Regions from separate parts of the Mus musculus genome. Here region 1 is linked to region 2. Evidence: chromatin loops called from intact Hi-C (ENCODE). Cell type or tissue: left cerebral cortex. All regions are shown on one strand. Links, peaks and the distances in the headings refer to the core of each region. The heading gives the core; the rest is flanking DNA. Region 1 overlaps Diaph3 (diaphanous related formin 3). Region 2 has its middle 74 kb from the start of Diaph3.

Region 1 (4,404 bases), core at 324-4,323, 430 kb before region 2:
TTTATGAAATTCTTAGGCAAATGGATGAAACAAGAAAATATCCTGAGTGAGGCAACCCAATCTCAAAAAAAAAAAAAAAAAACAAAAAAACCACACATGGTATGTACTCATTGATAAATTGATACTAGCCCACAAGCTCCAAATATCCCAATACAATTCACAGAGCACATGAAGCTCACAAAGCAGGAAGACCATAGTGTGGATTCTTCCATCCTTCTTAGAAGGGGGAGCATAATATTCATGGGAGCAAACACGAAGACAAAATGTGAAGCAGAGACTGAAGGAAAGGCCATCCATAGACTGCCCCACCTGGGGATCCATCCCATATACTGACACCAAATGCAGACAGTATTGCGGATGCCACCAAGTACTTGCTGACAGGAGCCTGAAACAGCTGTCTCCTGAGAGGCCCTGCTGGATCCTGACCAATACAGATGAGGATGCTCACAGCCAACCATTGGACTGAGCACAGGGACTCCAATGGACGAACGAAAGAGCTGATGGGATCTTATCTGGTATCAATGGGAGAGGAGGCCCTTAGTCCTGTGAAGGCTCGATGCCCCAGTGTAGAGGAATGCTAGGGTAGTGAGGCAGGAGTGGGTAGGTGGGTGGGGGAACACCCTCATAGAAGCAGGGTAATGAGGGATGGCATAGGGGGTTTACAGAGGGTAACTGGGAAAGGGGATAACATTTGAAATGTAAATAAAATACCCCCCCCCTTTTTTTTTCAAAAAAAGAGTGTTTAAAGTGTGCTACTAAACAAAATTTACAGGCTCACATTTAACTCAACCTTCCAGAAGGGAAAACAAAAACAAACAAACAAACAAACAAAAAACAAACCCTGGCTGTTAGTCTACGATGCCTTCGTGAATTAGTGCTCCGTGCAGCTATTTACAGAAGCCTTTCTTGGTACAGTGTCTTAGCCCTTAACCATCTAGATTAAAGCACAAAATACTATTTAAACCAGAGAGCAAAAACGCAGGAGTAACTTCAAACGAAATCTCTGAACTTGTTTTAATACAGAAGAAATGTTGAAATTTGAGTCAAGGGGTGTAGAGAGCCAATGTTCATTGGAACTTAACCGACAAAGACAACAGCAGAGGAGACCTCTCTCATGCTGCACACAACCACAGACTATAAGCAATGGGATCGGGGATAAAGTAAACCATAATAGTTCAAATGTTCCATTTTCTTTTCCTATGCTCATTATTCCTCTAACGTGAACGCATGGGAGTTAGAAGCAAAAAAATTATAGTGTTTCCTAAGGAAAGCCTCTTCTACCCTGAAACTGACCAGTGCAAAGAGTTATTAGTTCTTGTGGTTGGCTTTCCATTCCCATTCTGACCATGTTTGGCCCTCTATACCTTCCCAGAGCTATGAGATGAGTTCTTTAATAGAATTTACCTTAGCAAGCTATTGTCAGAATTGAGTTAACCTGTTTAAAGACAGTGTCTCCACCTGGTCAGGGCAGATCCACATTAGCTGGTATTACATTTAATACTGTGACTCTCCCTGTTCAGCTGATTGGGATTTGTAACAAATCCATCCTCCAGATGTAGCTCTCTCCTGTGAGACTATGCCGGGGCCTAGCAAACACAGAAGTGGATGCCCACAGTCAGCTATTGGATGGATCACATGGCCCCCATTAAAGGAGCTAGAGAAAGTAACCAAGGATCTAAAGGGATCTGCAACCCCATAGGTGGAACAACATTATGAACTAACCAGTATCCCCTGGAGCTCGTGTCTTTAGCTGCATATGTATCAGAAGATGGCCCGGCCGGCCATCAGTGGAAAGAGACGCCCATTGGTTGTGCAAACTTTATCTGCCTCAGTACAGGGGAACGACAGGGCCAAGAAGTGGGAGTGGGTGGGTGGGGGAGTAGGTGGGGGACTTTTGGGATAGAATTGGAAATGTAAATGAAATAAATATCTAACTAAAAAAAAAGAAAAAACAAAAAGAAAAAGAGCCCAAATCCATCCTCAACCACTAACTACGTCAGCCCCTGCCCACTTCAGCTAGGAAGGCTAGAAAAGCCAACAACAAGAAGCTAAAAACACCCATTTCCCAGTCTCCCTGCCAGCAACGCTAGAGACGCCATGCACCGAGGCACTAGACATGAGCAGAGTGCATGTCCATAACTATTATCCCATTTCTCATGGACCGGCCTTGTGGCAGCTCTAACTGCAACTGTAGAATGCTGCCCCCTTCTGGCAATCAAAATATTAACATTAATGATATGTTGAGTTGCTCCAGGCAATACCTAAGAATATTTGTAAACTTAAGTGAAAATTTTTATAAATGCAATGAGATGTGTAAGTCACAGTCAGCATGTGATGGATTTCATCTTATCTAGATTTTAATTTAAATAATTTCATGATGGACAGTAAATAAGGCTGCACAGATTACAATTATAAAATGAATGTTCTCAGAAAAAGTTTTACATCTATTAGTTATGGGTCTGCGTGTGAGTGTGGGTATGGGTGTGTGTTAGAGGTCAGAGGACAACTTGCTGGAGTCAGCTCTCTCTTCTACCATGTGAGTTATGAGGACAATACTCATTTTGCCAGGCTTAGTGGCAAATACTTTAGCCTAACCAAAGTGCTGGCCCAAATAAAGGATTATTTATGTGTGTTTTTGTGGTTCAACAAGAAAAAAGTCATTTTTGGATGTTACACATACATACAGACACCAAGGCAAAATAATAATCTAAATACTGGCATCACTAATATTGTAGATCATGTAGTCATGAGGAGGGTGTACCTATAATATCAGCTCTGGGGGAGCTGAGCAGGAAGGTCAGGACTCAGACCAGTGTGGGATATATATATTTTGATCATATCTCAAAAACAACCCTAAACTGATGCATAAGCCTAAGAGAGGAAATGTGATGGAAAGACTGTAAGAGCCAGAGGAGCGGGAAGTCTGCCATGAGGTCAGGAGCTACACCCTGAGTTTCACTAGCAGGACTGCCTGAACACAGACAACAACAGCGACCCCAAAGTGCTCTGGGAAAAGCCCTCAAGCCTCCATCACATACACAGAGAACTACGGCGAACTATAGAATATTAGAGTTGAATAGTCTTCCCGGGGAAGAGAATGGGCAATCCAACAGCAAGGCGCCATCCCTCAAAACACACATACAAGCAACATTATACAGACCCGAGCAGGCTGTACTTAGAAATATATATTTAAATACATATGTGTGTAAAAACTATTAATAAAAAAGGAGGCCATGGAAGGAGTTACAGAGACAAAGTTCGCAGCTGAGACGGAAGAAAGGACCATCCAGAGACTGCCCCATCTGGGGATCCATCCCATATACAATCACCAAACCCAGACACTATTGCTGATGCCAGCAAGATTTTGCTGACAGGACCCTGACATAGCTCTCTCTTGTGGGGCTTTGCCAGTGTCTGGCAAATACAGAAGTGGATGCTCAAAGTCATCTATTGGATGGAACACAGGGCCCCTAATGAAGAAGCTAGAGAAAGCACCCAAGGAGCTAAAGGGGTCTGCAACCCTATAGGAGGAACAACAATATGAACTAACCAGTACTCCCCAGAACTATGTATCTAGTTGCATATGTAGCAAAGGATGGCCTATTTGGCCATCAATGGGAGGAGAGGCCCTGGTCTTGCTCATAGGCCCCAGTACAGGGGAATGCCAGGGCCAGGAAGCAGGAGTGGGTAGGTTGGGGAGCAGGGCGGGGGGAGGGTATAGGGGATTTTCGGGATAGTATTTGAAATGTAAATGAAGAAAATATCTAATTAAAAAAGAAAGGCCATGGATTTGAAAGAGAGCAATGAAGGATATACTCTGGGGTCTGAAGGGAGAAAAGGGGAGGGACAATGGTATAATAATAATATCAAAAAATAAGATAAATTATTAAACAAAAACCTAAAATGAAACAAAACTCTCCCAAAATTATAAGCCCAGACTTTACACATAAAAACAGTATACTGAGTACTGTAATGTTACTTTTCATTTCTAAATTTATAATCATTAAGTAGGAAAATGATTTGGGGATTATAGTTTTTGATTACTGCATATAAATATCTAATAAAACTGTCTTCTGAATATTTAACAGGAAAACTTTGTTTTCAAAACCAAAAAAAAAAAAGATAAACATATTACAGCCCACAACTTAGTAGGACTCATGCAACTGATGTATAAATTAGTAATTACAAAATATTACATTAAGAAATTAAATAGCCAGGTGGTAGTGGCTCACGCCTTTAATCCCAGCACTTGGGAGGCAGAGGCAGGCGGATTTCTGAGTTCAAGGCCAGCCTGGTCTACAAACTGAGTTCCAGGACAGCCAGGCAGCCAGGGTTATAGAAAGAAACCCTGTCTCGAAAGAAAAAAAAAAAAACCAACAAAGAAAAGAAATTAAATAGATACAC
Region 2 (4,404 bases), core at 149-4,148:
ACATCACGGTGGGCAGGAAGCAGAGGAAGTGGAATATGGGAAGGGGACTTGGAGAAGAGAAAACCTGACAGACACTCCATTAGCCCACTTACTTTTATGAAGTCCCAGTTTTATTTTTCATCACCTCAAAATGTCATCAGACTATGAATCCATCAAGGGATCAAGCCATTCATTAGGTCAGAACCTTCATGATCAAATAACCCACGGAAACACGTTTGTAGACTAATCCAGAGATTCACTTCAGTAATCTCCTAGGTGATGTTTCAAGCCAATTAAGTTGGCAAAAATGATTAACCAAAATAGTATTTGAATGTACATTTCTTCAGTTTTTAAAAAGAGTTTTACCTTTTATTTCATGTGTAAGTGTTTTTCTGTATGTATATACATGTACCACGTATGTACTCGGTTTCTAAAAGGGATAGAAGAGGGTGTTGCAGTCTCTGTAACTGGAGCTACAGAGGATTGTGAGCCTCTCTGTAGGTGCTAGGAACTTACTGCAGGTCTTCTGCAAAATTAGCAAGTGCTCGTAACCACGGAGCCATCTCGGCAGCCTCTAAAATCCACATTTACTGAGAGCACAGAGATTTTGGTAACAAGCTCCTTGGACCCTAGAACTGCAGTTGTACAATATAAATTTGTTAAATAAGCGAATGATTCGTCTCATAATAATCTATTTCTTTAACTTTGTTGGTGCTCTTTTGAGACAGTATTGGTTATACTCAAGCCTGCTTCCAACATGTACCCTGCGACTCAGCCTCACTAGTGATGATTTATAAGCCTACGTCTATTTCTTTATATCTGATTTCTCTTTTCATTTCTCCTTTTGTATATTGAGTGGATATTCATTTACCCAGTTCCTATAACGAGATCTGCAGAATGTGGGGTGCTTGATAGTCTCACTGCCCAACTGTCATTGCCACCAGACTAAACTTTTGCAACTGTTTGCTAGATGGTTTCCTTGATTATGGTCAAGCTAACCTTTGTAACTCTTCTCTTTGCCCTTGACAGATTGAATTTCAAACTTGGCCCTAACTGATCATCTCTGTAAAGACCTCTTTAGTCATTTCAGTAGCACCCCTTGACCTTGGTACCCCACTATACCTTCCTTGCACCACAGTGTACCATGGTTACATGGCACATAGATCATGGCACATTACTACATGCGTTTGCACATCTGTATGCTTTGTAACTCACTGAGGACAGAGGTCTGCTATTTGCCACAAGACTATTTTATCCTCACTGTTCTACATAGTGTGGGGCTTTCATGAATGCTTGACAAATATTTAATGAGTGAACAGTATTTTGCTTAATTATCATTAATTATGTCAAGTTTAATGTATTTATATCCAGATCATGCACAGTATCCTACCTTGTAAAAAAGTGCTGCATCCTCAAGTCCCGGGCAAATGGCAGGCATAACTTCCTCTCTCTCTCTCTCTCAGACATAGAAGATTTGATTTGTATCTGTTTCCTAAGATTAGCATATACCTAAAACTGGGTTGATAACATCAAGTCTGCTGTGAAGATTATTAAATTGAACGTTGAAGGATTAACCAAAAAGAAAAAAAAAGTAGAAACATTTTCTGCTTTCAAGGATCAAAATAACTAGAAGACAATACCCACAGAAAATAGGATCATCATCATTTTTGAATGATACTAAAATTAGGTCTATCCGATATTCACACAGGAAAAAGAAGATGTGCTTAAAGTGTGTCTGTGGCCAAGCTGGAATTTACCATAGGAGATAAACAGCCTTGTGGGATGGCAGCTGATCTCCCTAGAGGGTTGTGCACAGGAGAGTCATCTTTTTTCAAGCCTGCAGCGCTCTCTACTGGCCATTGGTATGCCAAGGGCATCTAGCAGAAAACAGCATCATGCCAGTTTGGACCACAGTGTACATGGAGGGAGGAAAAGCAACACAGAACACAAGGAAATGGTGCTGAGTTCCACATGAGCACTCTGGATACTCTAGGCTGTGTTCAGAAGGAGGCCACCAAACAGGAATGACAACAGACTTCCAAGACTAAAAACCAAAAGTGATTCAAGTTCAAAATTGTGATATTCAGGCATTCTGGGTAATGATTGTGTCCAAAAAAAAAAATGAGTCAGGGAGACAAATTAACATTTATAAGCGAATCTGCATAATGTAGGATGATTATATGTGCATGCAATGCCTTGTTCAAACTGTCTCCCTCAATGAATCCTTGCAGAATTGCAGGACAGGTGACAACAGCCCATTTTTATTAGGGGAGGCAATCGTGGAAAAGAAAGGCTTATATCTGCTGTTTATTTACATAAGTGTGAGGCTGGATATTTTAACTCTGCATGTTCCAGTCCCAGCAGTGGGGCTGCTCGAGGAGACACTTGGCCTTTTGCACATCTGTCACATCTTGACCACCTCCTTGCTTCTTGGCCCAGGAGAACAGTTCAGGCTTCCTCTTGAGATGCTCTTGCCTGAGTTCTTGAATCAGGCCAAGGAGCCCTGGCTCAGATGATGAGGTTTTTAAAATGATGGATGAGCATGCTGCGAGGGTACTACAGTAGACTCGCAAAGAGAGAGAAGGAAAGAAAATACACGCACGTGTGCACATCCATGCATTCCATATGTATTTACCTATATCTTTAGCTGATATATCTTCTAATATAGGAAAAGCTGACCTCCAAACTGAAGCTTCAGATTCCAAACTACTACCCCAGGGTTCATGATAGCATACCCCATCTCTTTTCCCACAATGAGAAATCATACTATCATTATCCACAGTATATTTATTTATTTCCGCAATCCTAAAATACATAAAAGGTAGTCATTGAATTGCTACTCATAACTTAGTTTTGAGAGGATCACTATCTAACAATATTTTTAGGAAGCTTTTATTTCTTTAGCCATACAACATGGATCCCAAAACACTGCTTTCAATATCTGTTATAACATACATAGCCATGTTGGTATTCTCTACTTATTAATTTATTTCATTGAGTATGACTATTATTATGATGATAATATGCCGTAGCATATTTATGCATATATGTGTGCTTATATGTATGCCTATGTGTGCATCTGTGCATGCATGTGAGTGTGTGCATGTGGAAGTCAGAGGTCAACGTTAGATATTTTCCTCAGCTCTCTCCACCTTATTTTTTGAGACAGAATTTCTTTCTTAATCTGGGGGTCACTCACTTAGCTGGACTAGCTGGCTAGCAAGCTCCTAAGAATCCTTTTCTTTTCTTTTTCTTTTTTTTTTTTTTTTTGATTTTTCAGAACCTACTTTTAATAAGGGTTCTTAAATGCTTTAACCTTCCTTTTGTAGCCTACCACCTATCAGAGGCAGAGGAAGAGAACCGTTACTAGGATATAGGGAAGTGGACCTGGTTAGAAATGGTTCTTTGGAGAAAATTCAATCTGCTTTGTCAGGAAATCAGCAGTTCAGTTCACAGGAATTGGCAGTGACAGCTCAATCCACTCATAAACACCATTCACAAATCGGCAATGTCAGGTCGATCCAGAAGAAACCACAAGGCTCTGCTGTACCCTGTTTAGAAGTACTGTCAGGGTAACAAATACAAATCAGCAGTGGTGGCACGACCCAGCAGAACCAGCCAGGCCGCTGCTGAACTGGCACAAGTCAGCAGGAGTGACCAGGGCCAGCGGGGATGCCAGGAGAAGTTCTCTGCCATGCCTCTCTCAACTAAGTCAAGTGTTGCAAAGCTAGCCATGTAAGCCAGCTGTCATTGTCCGTTGAGTCCTATTTATACTCCTTCCAGACATCACATGTCCTCCCACAGATCTTGCCTCAGTAAAACTCCATGAAAGTCTGTGTCAGCTGACGTATCCAGAAACTTCCACTTCACTCGGCCAATCAGCCCAAGTCCAAGGAAGTGGCAAGAAGCTGCCAGAAGTTTTTTGGTGCATTTCTTTCTATAAAGTCGTGACAAACAAAGACCAGTAAGGAATGGCAATACCATCTCTAGCATCATACACTGTCTGTTGGGTTACATTCATATTTCTTCTTAACCTCATACATCCTTTCACGTGTTTGCTTTAGCAAAACATCCTTTCACCTGTGTCTGCTTCAGGAAAACATTCGTCCATATGTCTGCTTTAGCAAGACATCCTTTCACCTCTGTGCCCCAGCAAAACATCAATTAACATAACCGACTTTCCAAAGAAAGCATAAGTTTGCACTTCAGCTAAGGACACTTTAGCCCTGTCTCTCCATACACTCATTCTTGTAGGACACAGAAGAGCAGAGGATGAGCAAAAGAGTGCTCACATGTTTGCCTTTTCAGTGCTGGGATTACACATGCGTGCCACTGCCCTGGCTTTTTTTTTCTTTTTTAACATGAGCTGTGAAGGTTCAAATACAGGTCCTGTGTAGCAAGCACTTTACTAAATGATCTCTCTCT

What was found. A loop is a pair of places that touch in the nucleus more often than their neighbours do. Peaks named below come from ENCODE experiments on the same cell type or tissue, not always from the same donor. Only the 100,000 strongest peaks of a DNase experiment are listed, where the experiment ranks them.
Region 1: a loop joins it to region 2, with 5 times the contacts of the local background. A loop is called at or near these places in 2 of 42 quality-filtered maps.

What each region holds. Positions count from the first base shown.
Region 1 is chr14:86,779,593-86,783,996 of GRCm38, forward strand. The region is part of intron 25 of Diaph3 (diaphanous related formin 3); the gene reads right to left. Among named protein-coding and RNA genes, the nearest start is that of Gm33025, 13 kb to the right of the region's middle. In left cerebral cortex, for the core only: a CTCF peak has its summit at 2,199 (motif pointing left); a DNase peak (open chromatin) is centred at 2,184.
Region 2 is chr14:87,213,485-87,217,888 of GRCm38, forward strand. No RefSeq gene overlaps it. Among named protein-coding and RNA genes, the nearest start is that of Diaph3, 74 kb to the left of the region's middle. In left cerebral cortex, for the core only: a CTCF peak has its summit at 1,830 (motif pointing left); DNase peaks (open chromatin) are centred at 1,820 and 3,763.